Regions from separate parts of the Homo sapiens genome. Here region 2 is linked to region 1. A link is a loop called in an ENCODE intact Hi-C map of the cell type or tissue named here. Cell type or tissue: endothelial cell of umbilical vein. All regions are shown on one strand.

What was found. Hi-C counts contacts between places; a loop is a spot of excess contacts. Peaks named below come from ENCODE experiments on the same cell type or tissue, not always from the same donor. Only the 100,000 strongest peaks of a DNase experiment are listed, where the experiment ranks them.
Region 2: it touches region 1 in a loop (15-fold over the local background); 3 of 110 quality-filtered maps call a loop at or near these places.

What each region holds. Positions count from the first base shown.
Region 1 is chr16:87,697,848-87,705,847 of GRCh38, reverse strand. JPH3 (junctophilin 3) reads right to left here. Exons shown (of 5, transcript NM_020655.4): 5 at 7,692-8,000. It also overlaps a transcript of KLHDC4 not described here. Among named protein-coding and RNA genes, the nearest start is that of KLHDC4, 64 kb to the left of the region's middle. RefSeq lists enhancers at 6-613, 614-1,223, 1,873-3,072, 3,108-3,357, 4,088-4,137 and 1 more and a silencer at 3,478-3,537. In endothelial cell of umbilical vein, a CTCF peak has its summit at 3,296 (motif pointing right); a DNase peak (open chromatin) is centred at 3,117; H3K27ac peaks cover 484 bases.
Region 2 is chr16:87,584,862-87,592,861 of GRCh38, reverse strand. LOC124903749 (a long non-coding RNA gene) reads right to left here. Exons shown (of 2, transcript XR_007065171.1): 2 at 7,865-8,000. Among named protein-coding and RNA genes, the nearest start is that of JPH3, 14 kb to the left of the region's middle. In endothelial cell of umbilical vein, a CTCF peak has its summit at 3,916; a DNase peak (open chromatin) is centred at 3,901; H3K27me3 peaks cover 310 bases.

The sequences.
Region 1 (8,000 bases):
GGACAGGGTTGAGAAGCCAGAGCGCAGGCAGCAGCGCCCCCGCCCCCGCCCCCGCCCAGGCCCTGCCCGGCTCTGCGGCTCCAGCCCTTGTCCAGAAGATGGACGCCATTGTGTGGCCGGTTCTTTCTTCCCTCCTGCTCTTGGAGGAAGAAGAGGAAATATCTTGTTGGCTTTCAATGTAGTTGTCTGTTATGAGAGACAGTTTTTCTTTCAGAGGAGCTTGTAACTGATTAGGTGGGATTCCAAGGAAAAAGAGACTTTTGAATCAACCCAGTTGAAAGAAAGATGACAGCAGCCCTGAGGAAGAAACTTCTTGTACACTTTCTTACACAGAAAGCATTTTGCTTTTGTTGCTAAAGATTTGGTTTGAATGAAAGATGCTGATCAGAACCAATGGGGATCAGATAGACAAGCTCCCAGCATGGAGTGGCTGTCACGGCCGTGATGAAAACAGGGCCCCTTCAGTGTGGAACCGTGGGAGACGCGGAACACAACACAGGGTGGTGGATTCCTGGGCGGAGCTCTGCCTGCCCCACGGGCCTGTGGTCTGCTCTGTCTGCCGGGGCCCAGTTTACCGAACTACTTGGTGGCCAGATAGCCACCGTAGGGCGTGAGCGGCCGGCACGAAAGCCCAGGGCCTCTGTCTCCCGGGAGCTGCTGGCGCGGCGCGGCTGGGACACGCCGTACTCGGTGCCACGTTCTTGCCCAGTTCCTCGCTGTGGTGAGCTGCTGGCTGTTAGGAAGCCTTTCCCTCGGCTGCGGCCCTCCCACACGGCCCCCAGACCCCTGACTGCAGGGTGGGCGGGCGTACCAGGGGAGGCACTCTGGCCGGCCCGCTTGGCAGCAGGGCCACAGCTCCTCCTCGCAGGGCTTTGTGGGATTTTAAAGGATGAATCGTCTTGTTCTCCATGCTCCCCCTGCCGCCCATGCGCGCCATGCTCTGTGTGAGGATGAATTGGAGGGACTGGCCATGAGCGGTGGCTTTTTTCGTGTTTGGGGTCGGGAGGGTGTTGGGTGGAATGAACATCAAGGGAACCACCCATTGAGCTTAGAAATTCTTGCCAGGCAGTTGGTTTGTGTTTGTGTTTAGATGAGAGCAGTGTTGATTGCAGTTTGACATCTGATTTTTTTTTTAATTGAGTTGGTACAAGCAGGATGTCATTGGCTAGGTGACAAAGTCACTGGGGGACCAAATACCAAGATGCCCGTTGGTGAGAGAGACCCTCCCCAGGACCCTCCCCAGGCGCCTCCTTCTCCGTGACGTTCAGGACCCTCCCCAGGCGCCTCCTTCCCCGTGACGTTCAGGACCCCTCCCCAGGGCCCTCCCCAGGCGCCTCCTTCCCCGTGACGTTCAGGACCCTCCCCAGGCGCCTCCTTCCCTGTCATGTTCAGGACCCTCCCCAGGCGCCTCCTTCCCCGTGACGTTCAGGACCCTCCCCAGGCGCCTCCTTCCCTGTCATGTTCAGGACCCTCCCCAGGCGCCTCCTTCCCTGTGACATTCAAGACCCTCCCCAGGGCCCTCCCCAGGCGCCTCCTTCCCCGTGTGGTTCAGGACCCTCCCCAGGCGCCTCCTTCCCCGTGACGTTCAGGACCCTCCCCAGGGCTCTCCACAGGCGCCTCCTTCCACGTGTCGTTCAGGTGACGAGGCGAGACCCCGCGCTGGACGTGGCACTCGGGTGTTGGAGTGAGGTGGCGGCGCCGTGTGCTTGATGGTTTCCATCAGAGAAGAGTCAGCCTTCCTCCAGAAGGAGCGGGGGATGGTGGTTCCCCAGCCCGGAAGGAAAAGGAGCCGAGCTCTAGCTGTGATCACGGCCTCAGCCTGCCTGCCTTTGTGCATGGAAGGAACTTGCTAGTGACCGCTGCTCTCCTGGGCAGTGTAAGAGTGTTGTGTGGAGGCCGGGGGCGCTGGAGGCCAGTCTCGTTTTCATAGCCCAGATGGCTCCCGGCGCAGGTTGCAGTCACCTCCATTACTCTTTCACGAGAGAGCTGCAGCAATGCCATCTGGGGCCTGGCCACACCTGGTCACTGGTGTCCCGAGGCACACAAGCAGTCCCTGCCGGAAGCTGACACACTGTCATGGCCAAGGGCCACAGTGCAGGTACCACGGTGACCCGGCTTCCCTGAGTCCAGCTCACGCCCGTTTTCCTTGTCTCAACCTTCAGAGCCCTTCCAAGCCCCCACTGGCTGCAGCCCACCCAGGGGACCCACCTTTAGAGGCTGGACTCAGGCTTCACTGAGGGGTGAGAAGCGCAGGTTTACAAAGCTCTGGCTGGGAAGAAATTGAGTAACCACTCCCTGAGAAACAAACGGAGACGTTTAATTACATGAACGCACACATTTTAAAAACCGCCTGTGCACTCCCGGAGGGCAGAGCCTGCCTCTCTGGTTATTTTTGTGTCCTCCATTCACTTACAGGCTGTGACAAACCCTGTGCCCACGCTGCCTCCACTGCCGGGAGACTCAGGGCTGGGGGAGACATGCCCTGGTCACCACTGCGGAGACTCAGGGCTGGGGGAGACATGCCCTGGCCACCAGTGGTGAGCCAGCGAGACAGGACCCCACGCGCGCTGACCCGGGGACGCCATGGAACTCACTCGCGATTCCTGCACGCGCGCTGACCCGGGGACGCCATGGAACTCACTCGCGATTCCTGCTCACAGCACGTTTCCTGCTCGAAAACCAGGAGAGCCTCCACGTGCCGACTAGCTCTGTCCACACATCCATTGCGCAGCTCTGCAGCGGAAGGACCTTCAGTAAAGACGCTGGTTTGTAACGAGAGAAGCGTTCCAAAGTGTCACACGACATTGTTTATTACTAAAAGGAGCAGAATTTCTTTTTAATCTTGACAGTGTTGTTTTCGTAACAGTATGATTTAAACTGTTACATTCATTTAGGAAAACTTTTTTTCATTTCATAAGTAATCAAGCTATCTTTCCAGCTTAAAAGCAAAGAAAAAAGGCTCAGGGTAACTTTTTAAACCACTTCATCAATAAGAAAAGTTCTCTCTGTCATTGCACGGCGTGATTGTACACAGTATTAGCAAGCAGTTCACATGCGCCAGGGCCGACTTGGAAGGAAACACAGGTTAACACTGTTTCCTGTCCGAGTTCACAGAGATGTTTGCAGCAGGCTCAGTTGCTTTGGCAGCTGGAGCGAGGGTGCCTCTTCCGCGTGGCTCCCCTGAGCAGAGAGGCCCCTGTGGTTTTTTTCTCCGCCGGGCTCTGGGGACAGGGTTTCTGTGGAAATGGCAAATGGTGCAGATGAGCAGAGTCCTGCTAGAGAGGTCAGCTCAGCGTCCAGGAGGGGGCGCCTGCCCCCGAGGAGGCCACGGACATGCCTGGGAAGTTGCTGCCGGAGAAGTGTGCTCTGATGTGGCTACATTTGGGGACGCGGGCTCCCCAGAGGCCCAAGCGAGAAAGCCGGGGGTTCCCAGGCTGGGGGTGCAGGACGGGCCAGGCACTGCCCTGCAGGGCCCGCCCCCCTGCCCCTGCACCCTCACACCCATCTTCCTCTCTCAGCCTGACCCCAGGGCCTGGGAGCCCCCGGCAGACCGGCCCTCCTTGCCAAACAGTGGCTGCCCTTTATGGACTCGGCGCCTGGCAGAGCCACTGTGGAGGAGGAGTTGGCTGTCATGGTCAGGGGAGGCAGCCCTTGGGTTGTCAAGGTTGGTGGTCAACGTTGAACCCATATCTGCTGGAATCTCCCGGTCTGTTCCACACACGATCATGCGGGAAGCTCTGGGACCCGAAGGCTGTTCTGATCTCGGGGGTCACAAGTTCTCACAGCAGCCTGGGGTCACCAGGGACCAGACCCGGCGTTAGCCTCTGTAAGGAGCTGCCTGGCTGCTGGGCTGAGCTTTGTTGCAGGCCCAGGAAGATGACCAAGAAGGACAGAGCAGAGCCCCATCTACCACTGCTGGGAGGGCCCGAGGGAGCACGTGCACAGCAGAGCCCCATCCTCCACTCCCTGGGCTCGAAGAGGCTTCCTCGGTGTGGATGGCAGCTGTTAACGAGCAGTGGTGGTGCAGCTGGAGGCCTCTGTCCCATGGGGCACAGACGGGAGAAGGATGGCGGACGGGTGTGCACGCTTGGGAGGACGGGCGGGCGGCATAGGCCTGAGCAGGTGGCATGGGCGCACGAGAAGGGTGTGTCTGAGACAGGATGTTTATCCCAAATGCCAGGAGTGGACGAGGCGGACGAGTGGCAGTGAGGTAGGCATGTGAGGTTGTTGCCTGGCCCACTCTGCCGACCCCAGAAACCCAGCGGCCTGGGCCCAGCACCCGGCTACACATGGGGTGAGCTCACGCCCACACTGTGGCCTGTGCCCGTCACGGGGCTGCTTGCTTCTCCTAGGCTTGGGAACAAGCTGGCATGAACGCTGTGGCCGCATTCACAGCTCAGGCACTTCCACTTTGGGTTTCATGAAGAAACAGACTTAAAGAGCATTTGTTCCTAATGGGTGGGCTGAAGCTTGGGAGGAGCATTCAGCTTCTCTCCACAGTATGGCTTCACCTGTTCCTGAGCGCCCTGCTACCCTCTTGCTAACCTGGGTGGCTGAGGTCCTCTGCTTTGGTGGCGTTGACTTCCCGTCTGCAGCCAGCGCCAGGTGCCAGCCCCCGCCTCTGCTCATCGGGAAGCGCTGGCCTGCAGGTGCTTTGTGGTTGCCACGGACCCTTGTTCTGTCCCTTTCCAGCACCCACCCCCCACGCGCTGTGCATTCCGTAGTTCATTTTCAAGGCAGGGGGCACATGGTGAAAATACAGCCTGGCTTTTTTTCAACAAATGCAGCTGCACTCTTCCTTGCTTGTTTTGAAGGCTGAGCCAGCAACCTCCTTGGCACCTGGGGACAGTCGCTTCCTCAGTTTCTGCGTACCGACTGCCTCACCTGACACGCGGCCTGGGCGCGAGAGAAGCCAACCAGGTGCCTGAGTTGACTGACTCCTTCCGCCCTCCAGCTTCCTCCCTCCGCCCTCCAACCTCCTCCCTCCACCCTCCAACCTCCTCCCTCCGCCCTCCAACCTCCTCCCTCTGCCCTGCAACCTCCTCCCCTCTGCCCTCCAACCTCCTCCCTCCGCCCTCCAATCTCCTCCCTCTGCCCTGCATCCTCCTCCCCTCCGCCCTCCAACCTCCTCCCTCCGCCCTCCAACCTCCTCCCTCCGCCCTCCAACCTCCTCCCTCCGCCCTCTGCCCTCCTCCCTCTGCCCTCCAGCGTTCTCCCTCCTCCCTCCACCCTGTTTCCTCCCTCCACCTCTTCTCTCCTCCCTCCACCCTCTTCCTTCTACCCTCTTCCCTCTGCCCTCTTCTTCTGCCCTCCTCCCTCCACCCTCTTTCCTCCCTCCTCCCTCCACCCTCTGCCCTCCTCCCTCTACCCCCTGCCCTCCTCCCTCCGCCTTATCTGGAATCGGGGTCTTGGTCCTGGGCTGGAGGCAGACCCTGGCCCGGGCGAGGTTAAAGGTACTGCAGGAGGGCGGCATCATGATGTCCTGAAGCTTGTTGCGCCCGGTGCTGTCGGCCGGCTGAAGGCAGAAACAGTCACAGCACCTGCAGCTATGGAAGGCGACGACTGAAAATCTAATAGGCACCTTGATGTCAAGTTTCCAAGACCAAAGGCAAGAACAGTCAGATCAAACTTCGGAAGAGTCAGAGAAAGTGAGCATGACCTAGAGGAGGGAGACGGTCCTTCCGCTGTCTCCTGCAGAGCGTCTGTCGCACGTATGAGGTGAAATCCGCACTGTCCCATGAAGACTGTGAGGGGAGTTGCCACCCGCACACGGCCCAGGAGCGCCAGCAGCTTGGGGACCACCACAGGCCTCAGGGTCTCTTCAGTCCGACGGGTCCAGCTGTCGATAAAACCTCCCGGGGAAGGAGTAAAGGACAACCAAGAACCTGAACTGCAAAAGTATGAAAAACATTTCATTTCCCTCGAGTTCTCCACACTTTAGGTCTGCAGCGCCTTGGGGGTGACTGATGGCCCTCCGTGAGACGCGGTGGCCATGTGCTTCTACAAGTGAAAAGGAGCAAGTGTGGTTAGAGCCTGGAGTATGGACGTCCCGGGGACCGCTGGCCCATGGCCTGGCTTGGGGCCTTACAGGGGAGCGAGCTGAGTGAATGCAGGGGAGGGCCCGTCTTTCTACAGTGTGTATCTTGTTTTTGAGACAGACTCACTCTGTCGTCCAGGCTGGAGTGCAGTGGCGCGATCTCTGCTCACTGCAACCTCTGCCTCCCGGGTTCAAGCGATTCTCCTGCCTCAGCCTCCTCAGTAGCTGGGATTACAGGCACCTGCCACCACGCCTGGCTAATTTTTGTATTTTTTTTTTAGTAGAGATGGGGTTTCACTATGTTGGTCAGGCTGGCCTCGAGCTCCTGACCTCAGGTGATCCACCTGCCTTGGCCTCCCAAAGTGCTGGGATTACAGGCATGAGCCACCGCGCCCGGCCCTGCCCTGCTTTTCTACATCACCACTGTCTTGTCAGTTAGCTCGGCTCAGGCATTGCATGCCTGATCTGTATCTTTGGGAATCCTGTGAGGTAATGGTTCTAGATCCAAAAGAATGGATAAAGAGACTGTTTCAGTTCCCGAAATTATCCAGGCACATTCTGTGCGCTACTGAACTTCAGAAAGCACCAGTCCATCCAGTGTGCAGAGGCTGGTAAGTAAAACAGGCCAGCCGTGGGCACAGACAGTTTCACCAGAGGCCCCGGGGCAGAGGGTCTTCTCCAGCTCTTCCAGGGCGGGGCTCATCTGTTCCTGGGCCAGAGGTGGACCTGTCTGCAGGCTTGTAAGGGTGGGGAGACGCCAGCCTGGCCCATGGGCTGTCCACACCCACCCCCCGCAGACCGCGCTGCTGTCTGCAGGGGATGCCACCACTTCCTCCTGGCCTCGGGTGCACAGGTGAAACATGAAGAAGCTATTGGGGCGGAAAATGGCTCTCACCAGGCTGCTCTCGGGTTAATGAAAACTCGTCAAATTCTCCATGCAGCAGCAGCCAGCCGGGCACATGCTGTCCTGCCCTGCCCGACTGTGTGCAGGGAAGCAGGTCCCCTGGGCCTGGGCGGAGGGACTGCGTGCCTGTCAGGGAAGGCCGAGGCTCCGGACAGGCGGGAAGCAGCCTTCTGCTTAATCACCCCATGTGGAAACCAATTAAAGATTCGATTCTCTCAGACCCGGGGCATTTTAGCCTTGGTTGAATCCTCCTGGAATTCACAGGGAAGTGGCTTTGCCCTCTGCCCTCGCTGCTGGAAGGCAAGGGGCCGTTCTCGCCTTGGTTTTCTAGGTTGTGTTGCGGCAGGAGCTGACTGCCCCTAGGCCTAGATCTCTGCACAACTTCGCTCAGGGACACCTGCCTCTGTGCATGTCTCATGGTGTGAATGTGTTTCCTGCTCACAGGTACCGTTTTGTGTCATGCAGTTACTGGAATGTACAAAAGCAGCTGTGATCTTTGTGAGAGCTGCACAGAGCAGGAGTCTGAGAGCTGCACAGAGCAGGAGTCTTTATTTGGTTCACTTCTGGTCTGCAGCAACCACTTGCTACTAAAAGATGGAAAAGATGTACAAAAATGTCACAGCCCTTTAGAAAGCGACATTATCAGAAATGTATGACCTTCAGTCCTCCCTCCCTCTCCTATGCCCCCACCAGACCAGGCGGCGAGAAGGAACAGGGAGTGAACATGTAACGGAAAACAATAAAACTGAATTTAACTGGAACATGCTCTAATCTTTAGTTTATTTCTGGTTAAAAATATAGCAATCCAGTGCAGTGTAGTAAAGAAGTCTGCTCGAAAGGTAGCAGAGAAACAGCTAAACATAAGCAAAGCAAGGCAGAGTCCATAAGACGGGCTGGCCCCAAGACGACCGGATGGGGAATCCCTGCAGCGCCTCCCCGGGCACAGGGGTCCTGCGTATGGCCGTGCCCGGACCCCTCAGGCACGTCCATGCACACGAGAGCCAGGGCCAGGGGGCACTCGGACATCCTGGCAAACCTTGTTCTTTTGTTTGGGTGATG
Region 2 (8,000 bases), 110 kb after region 1:
GCCCCTGGCAGCCACTCACCTGTTTCCTGTTTCCCTGGATTTCTTAGTTCCAGAGATTTCCTGTGAATATAATTCTGTGATATGTGATCTTCTGTGTTGGCTTCCTTCACTCAGCGTGCTGTTTTTGAGGTTCCTCCGTGTTGCAGTGTGCATTGGTGCTTTCGTCCCATTTCTGTCCAGTTAATCTTCCACTGTGTGGCTGGAGCACACTTTGTTCATCCATTCATCAGTGGATGAAATGTGGGGTGTTTCCAGTTTGGGGCTATGATGAACATGCACGTACAAGTGTTTGGGTGACACACGTTTTCAATTTTCTTGGGTATATACCGAAAAGTAAAACTGCCAGGTCATATGGTAACTGCGTATTTTACCTTTTAAGGAGCTGCCAAACTGTTTCCACTGGGGCTGCATCATCCTTCCTTCCCACCAGCAGCATACAGGGGTTCCAGTTTCTCCACATCTTCTTTGACACTTCTTTTTGTCTGTCTCTCTGATGACAGCATCCTCGCTGGTGAAGGGGCGTCTGTCCAGCATCCTTGCCGGTGTGAGGGTGTCCATCCAGTCTCCTCACCGGTGTGAGGGCGTCCATCCAGTGTCCTCACCAGTGTGAGGGCGTCCAGCATCCTTGCCGGTGTGAGGGCGTCCATCCAGCGTTCTCGCCAGTGTGGGAGCATTCAGCATCCTTGCCGGTGTGGGGGCATCCAGCGTCCTCGCTGATGTGGGGGTGTCCAGCGTCCTCACTGGTGTTGGGGCATCCAGTCAGGTTGCGATTTGCACTCCCTGATGATGAGAGGTGCTGAGCATCTTTCCAAGCGCTTGTTGGCCATCTATATGTCCTCTTTGGAGAATTACCTGTTCAGATCCCTTGCCTATTTTATTTTATTTTGCTCCAAGTTATTGGTAGATGCTTTGCCCATTTTAAAATTTGCACTTTTATTACTGAGTTATAGGTGTTCTTTTTTTTTTTTTTTTTGAGACGGAGCCTCATTCTGTTGCCCAGGCCGGAGTGCATTGGCGCCATCTCGGCTCACTGCAAGCTCCTGGGTTCACCCCATTCTCCTGCCTCAGCCTCCCGGGTAGCTGGGACTACAGGCGCCCACCACCTCACCTGGCTAATTTTTTGTATATTTAGTAGAGACAGGGTTTCACGGTGTTAGCCAGGATGGTCTTGATCTCCTGACCTCGTGATCCGCCCATCTCAGCCTCCCAAAGTGCTGGGATTACAGGCATGAGCCACCGCGCCTGGCCTGAGTTATAGTTCTTTATACATTCTGGATACAAGTATCTTATCAGATGTGTAATTTGCAAATATTTTCTTCCATTCCGTGAGTTGTCTTTTCACTTTCTTCATGGTATCCTTTGCAGCACAAATTTTTAATTTCAATGAAGCCCAATCTAAAATCTTTCTCTTTTTTTAGCTCCTTCTTTGGATGTTGTGGCTGCAGGAGCCTGTGTGATACACTCACCTTCTTTGTGAGGACGCTCACCCGCATCCATCCTCCTCTGCTCCGTGCCCTCACGGCCCTGTGAGGACAGGGAATACAGCGTGTGATGCTGGCTGCCGCCATTTCAGATGTGGCAGCCCTGCCTCTCAAATGAGAGTCTTGTGCCCTGAGGATAGGGCATGTGTTGGAACCAAGACATCAGTGTCATCCCACCCCCATGACCTGTTCTTGGAGACGGTGACTCAGGAGTGTGGACAGACCAGGATAGACCCGGCTCTGAGACACTCACTCCTGCCCCACACTGTCGCCAGAGCCGATGGGACATCCGAGGGCTTCCCGGAGGAAGGGCTGGTCCCAGGATGGCCATCGGGGAGTGGAAGACATGGTTGAGGGGGAGGTCACAGAATGAGAGCTCAAGTGGAACCCCACCCCTTTGGGGTCCAAAGACCGTGGAGCTCCCTTAAGCCTCAGTAACTCTCCCACCCCATGACGGCTTCTGTGGGCTCCACCTTATCCAAGAACATGTCTTGCCTTGGGCTAGCAGGAGTGAGTCTCTGCCCTTCGCCAGGTGGGGAGCTGGGTGGGATCAAGGCTCTTCTTTATGCTCCGACCCCCGCCCCACCCACCCTTGCTGCCCCCATACCAGACCCTCCACCCTGAACATTCAACAGCTCACTCAGTATTCATCCAAGAAACATGAGGTCAGGGCCGGGAATGCAATTAAGAATAAAACGACGCAGACTTCACCTGTGTGGCTGGCGCGTGACACCACTGTAGAAGCTCAGTGCGTTCATTTGGCCAGTGGCGAGTGTAGTTGCTTCTGACGTGAAGGCTGGGTCTGGCTGGCAAGCAGTCACGTCAGTTTCAGAATCTCCTAACTGAATAAGAACTAAAGAACTTCCGGAAGCCCGAAGTGAGCTCTGAAGATTTGTGTTCAGTCCTGACTCTGCCCTTTGCTAACTGTGTGGTCTTGGGCAAGTCACACAGCCTTTCTGAGCCTGAGTTGTCACCTGTCAAATGGGAAGAAGAAATCACCCCCTCCTCTCTGCACAGAATTAGGTTGTGTGCACATTGTGAATGTAAGTGACTGTCCCTGTTAACAGCAGCAGTCCCTCCTGTCCATGCACAACTGTGTACCAGGACTAAGGACCGAGCGTGACTCCACTGCATCCACATAGCCCCGCTCGGGAGGCACGACCAGGGCTAAGCACGACTGCGCTGCGTCCACACAATCCCACTTCGGAGGCACCCCCAGGAAAGGGAACAGAAGCCTCAAGAGGTGGGAATGGCAGAGCCACTGGCCTGGAAGCTCTGTGTGTTTCCTGGAGAGTTGGGTAAAGAGAACATGAACGTATTACAAGGGAAGGTGGCACTCATGCCACAAAGTAGAGACCAGGACACCAGTCGCGTAGACAGGCCCTACGCTCCTAGGCAGCCCCGGTGCTGGAGCTGGGATTGCCCCACTGCCTCACAATTGTAAATAACGCCATTGCAGGGACCGTGTGCACATGGAGGCTGCTGAGGAGGGTGGTGGGGACAAGCGGTCTAGAAGCTGGCTGTCTGAATTAAACTCCTAATGCCACCTCATTCTGGCTGGGCAGCCGGAGGCTCCTTAGGGCCCCAGAGCCTCAGTTTCTTCCCTGTCAGAGCAGCCGCCTCCCAGGGTTGCTGAGAAGAGGAAACGGGAGCCTCCAGCATGGCCAGGGTGCCGTGACATCTGCGGTGAGCACGGAGTCACTCTTCCAGATGTTTCCGTGTGTGTGTGTGTGTGTGTGTGTGTGTGTGTGTGTGTCTGCTTCCTTCCGATAAATCCCAAAATGTGGAACAGCAGAGCACGTGCGCTTTGCAGACTCTCTGTCTGCTGCCCAGTGGTTCTGTGTGTGCCAGGCTGCCCCACCTGCCCACATGCATCAGAGTCCCCTGGACTCTTGTTCGAATGAAGGTTCTGGTCCAGGAAGTCTGTGAGGGGCCCAAGACTCTGCATTTCTATGGTGGTGCTGATGCTGCTGGTCTGGGGCCCACACTCTGAATGGCCAGGGCCCCAGGTATACACGTCTCCCCCTACCACTCCTCTTGCAGGAAGCTGGAGGCAGATGACAGCCCAGGGCAGTGTGTTCACCGCCAGGCTTGACATGTGGTCATCAGGCTGGAGAAGCCCATTCTTGGGACGCTGCCTGCGTCTGGGCAGGGCTCCTGCCTTCTCCGTGGTACCTGAATCTCTGCCATCAGCCACCAGTCCAGCCAGGCTGTTGATGCAGCCGATTCCTGCCAAGCTGATCGGCCCCAGGGAGGATCAGAGCCACCCGCTCTCCGTATGGAGACCAGGCAGTGAAAGGCCTGGCCGGAGGCACTGGAAAAGGCCGGAGCCCTTCGCAGTGGGGCTGGAAAGCTCTCCTGCAGCTTCACAGCCTGTGGGCCTCCGTTCCTGAGGCCGCCTGGCGAGCAGGCCCAGAGAGGATCGCGGACCAAGGGAGACCCCGTCTGGACGGCAGCGACCATGCAGCGCTGCCGCCACCTTCTCTCCATGGAAATTCCCGTGTGTGCGATTCCACCCGCAAAAGGTTGCAAATGCCCGTGCACTCCCCGGGCTTGGGGGGAGTAATAACCCAACTTCTTATCCAGATGGATGTTGTGGGGGAGACTGCAAAAGATTTAGTTTGTTTTACTTTTCTTTTCTTTTTTCTTTTTCTTTTTTTTTTTTTGAGATGGAGTCTCGCTCTGTTGCCCAGGCTGGAGTGCAGTGGCGCAATCTCAGCTCACTGCAAGCTCCACCTCCCGGGTTCACGCCATTCTCCTGCCTCAGCCTCCTGAGTAGCTGGGACTACAGGCGCCCGCCACCATGCCTGGCTAATTTTTTTGTATTTTTAGTAGAGACGGGGTTTCACTGTGTTAGCCAGGATGGTCTCGATCTCCTGACCTCGTGATCTGCCTGCCTCAGCCTCCCAAAGTGTTGGGATTACAGGCGTGAGCCACTGCGCTCGGCCTAGTTTGTTTTACTTTTCAAATGAACCATATGAAATTGTCAGCATTTGGCTGTTTTACATCTCTTAAAGGGCAATTTCACATGGTCCGATGTGAACCCTCCCAGCAAACCTTCAGGGTAGTTTTTGTAACTACCGCATGCACAGGACGCGTGACGCTGGCAGGCCTGTGCGCAATTGTCGTCACACAATTGCAGATGGCCTTTGCCATACACTCCATGGAACCTAAGATGCCACCAAGTGTAAGGGTGCTCTGGGCCCCTTTGCCTGGTGACAGCTGAGGCAAGCCGCTGACGAAGCTCTGCAGATTCACAGTTTGCTCCCCCCAATGTTTTAGGGCTGCTGTGCATGCCCAGAGCCACATACCTGTGAGGACTGATTAGCTGGCCCAGGAGAAAGGGTCCCCCACCCACCCATGAGCATCTGCCTCCTGCAGTCAGGGGCAGTTCTTACCACCAAGGCCTTGAAGGGCAGTCCTAGTGGAGAGCCGTGGATGGGGGTGGGAAGAGGGAGGCCAGACTGCAAGCTCTCAGCGAGGAGAGGGTTCACCCAGGGGCTGGGGCTGAGCTGAGGCTGAGCCCAAGAGATAAGGGCGCCAGTGCTAGCTGATGGAGGCCTGACCCACCTGGCCCTGCCCTTCCAGAAGGAGGCTCTCCGGGAGAGGAGGCTGGCTTCCCAAGCCAGGCCAAAAATGGCCACAGGAGCAAAAGAAAGAGACCCACTGGGGGCTGCGTTGTGGTCGGCGTGCCGGGTGGGTGAGGGCTTCCCCACACATGGGAAGGTCTGAAGCTCGTGCTAGCACCAGGTCTAGTGGGGACACCTGGGCCTTCTTATCAGCTTGCTGGGGTCTGGGGCAGAGAGCAAGGGGCAGTGAACACATATGTGTTCACACGTGTGTCACTGAGGGAGTGTGACAGGCCCCGTGAGCCCTGGCACACCAGCATCCCCATCAACATGGGGGTGTTCAACCCAGGCCTCTCCCTACAGCATCCTCACAGCAGTGAGCCTGTCAAAATACACTCACGATTTCCAGCTATGAACAGTTCAGCATGTACCAGACACCCTTGTACCACCCCCCAGATTTTACAAATGTTCATCTTTTCCATATTTGCTTTGGAGTGTTCTTTAAGGAGATGAAAGTTAGAGTTGCAGCTCTCCCCCACCCGCCCTGCGCCCCTTCCCCCGCCACAGAGGTCACTCCTCCCTGAAGCTTTGCGTGCCTCTCACGCAGTTTTGCTACCATTGCTGCTATGCCAACACCCGGAAACCACGCGGCACACGGGATTCGCGTAAAGGGCATCACGCTGTCAAATCCTTTAACAACTGGCTTTTTTCCACTCGATATCACGTTTTGGTTTGTTTTCTTTTGTTTTTGTTTTGAGACAGACTCTTGCTTTGTAACCCGGGCTGGAGTGCAGCTGCATGATCTCAGTCACTACAACCTCTGCCTCCCAGGTTCAAGCGATTCTCCTGCCTCAGCCTCCTGAGTAGCTGGAATTACAGGCACCTGCCACCATGCCCGGCTAGTTTTTGTATTTTTAGCAGAGACAGGGTTTCACCACGTTGGTCAGGCTGGTCTCAAACTCCTGACCTCAAGCCATCCACCCGCCTCAGCCTCCCAAAGTGCTGGGATTATAGGTGTGAGCCACCATGCCCGGCTGATGTAACATTTTTGGTTGATCAACATTGACTCAGGTAGCTCTCATTGTTCACCCGAAATGTGGCACGGGACGCTCCTCCACCCGCAGCTACGCCACAGCTCACGCCCCATCCTCCTTCCTCCTGGCAGACAGGTTGTTTCCACTTTTCCCTTACGGTCCTTGTTTTTACAGGAAGAGCACAAGACTGCTCAGCCAGGAAGTGGCAAGACTGGAACACGCACACAAGGCTGCAGACCCCAAATTTCCCATTCTTGCCACGTCATAGGCCAAAGTTTACACAGCAGCTCACAGAGCCTGGGTGAAACTACAAATCCCTGGCTGAGCGCACCCCTGGTGCTGGTTTTAAAGATAGGTCCGCAAATTCCTGGGCACTCTGCTTCTCAAGACGGAGAGCTTAATTCTCCCGCCCCTGAGTGCGGGCTGGACTTAGTCATTCATCTCTAACAAGAGATTACGGCAGACATGGAGCAATGTCGCTTCCGAGATGAGGTTACAAAAAGACCGTGGCCTCTGCCTTAGTGTCTCAGCCTCTCTCGCTCTCTGTGGGAAGCTGCTGTCGCGCTGTGATCTACCCTACGGAGTCTCAGGTAGCAAGAAACAGACGCTTCCCGCAAGCAGCCAGCAAGGGCCTGAGGCTGGCCGACGACATGGAAGTGGGTCCCGCAGCCCCATTTGGAGCCCCGTGACCCCGGCCCCGGCCACTGCCTTGACTCTGACCACGTGAGATCCCTGGGCCAGCACTACTCAGCCAGGCAGCCCCACATTCCCAACCCACAAAAACCATGAGATGATAAACGTGTGTTGTCTTAAGCCCCCGAGGCTGGGGGTATGTTAGGCATCAGCCAATAACAGATGCACGCGTTCAGCACAAGGAGGCCAGGCGAGGGGACACAGATGAACTTGGGCCCAGCAGGTTCTACCACCCACAGCCTCTAGACGTCTCTTCCCCATCCTGTCCTGGCCTCAGAGGGCATGTGACAACACACACCCTGGGCCTGAGGCCACAGCCACCAACGTGGACCCCGTCACAGTGTGCTGAGCTGTGCCCGTGCCAGGACCGACCCCCAGCATGTCCATGTGCACAGGGATGTGGGGATAGTGAGCGCCTCCCTCTCGCAATTTCCCTCTCTCTCCCGGGCCAGCTGCCCTCTCTCCCCCATCCTCTGCCAATTCCCTCGCTGCCTTGACTCTAGAATCCGCACAGAGCCAGCCCCGGTTTGCAGGAAGCCAGCCCTCAGTGGAGCTTTCTTCCTGAGTCTAACTTGCTGACACCAAACCCAGCAGCCTTCGCCACAGGAGGGGTTTGGGACTCCCCGCCAGTGCTGAGGGGCTTGGGAGTCAGACAGACCTGGGTTTCCCATCCCTGCCCACCCCACCCTTCTCCCTGAGCCTCAGGCCTCACTCCCCTCATCTGTGAAGTGGGATCAGTCATCTACCTACCTCCAGATGACAGAGATCCCAGGAGATGAAGCAGCCAGTGCCTAGGGCGTGCCAGATCTCAGGTCACGGTGCAGGCGAGCTCGGGGATTGTCCAGGAAGCTCCCTCTTGCACCCCCTCCTGCTCTCAGGTCATGGTCCAGGCAAGCTCGGGGACTGGCCAGGAGGCTCCCTCTTGCACCCATCCCCTCGCTTTCTGTACAAGGCCTTGCTGCTGCCTTGGGTACCACGCTGAGCAGCGCCTCTGTCCCCTGGGCCCTAGTGATGCTGATCCCTCAGCCTGGAATCCCCCCTGCTCCCTGCTAACTCTATTTAGGCAAAATTCACATAACAAAATGTGTCATTTTAACCATTTTATTTTACTTATTTGGTTTTATTTTTTAATTTTAGAGATGACATCTCACTCTGTTGCCCAGGCTGGAGTGCAGTGTGATCACAGCTCACTGCAGCTCCCGACCTCCTGGGCTCGAGTGATC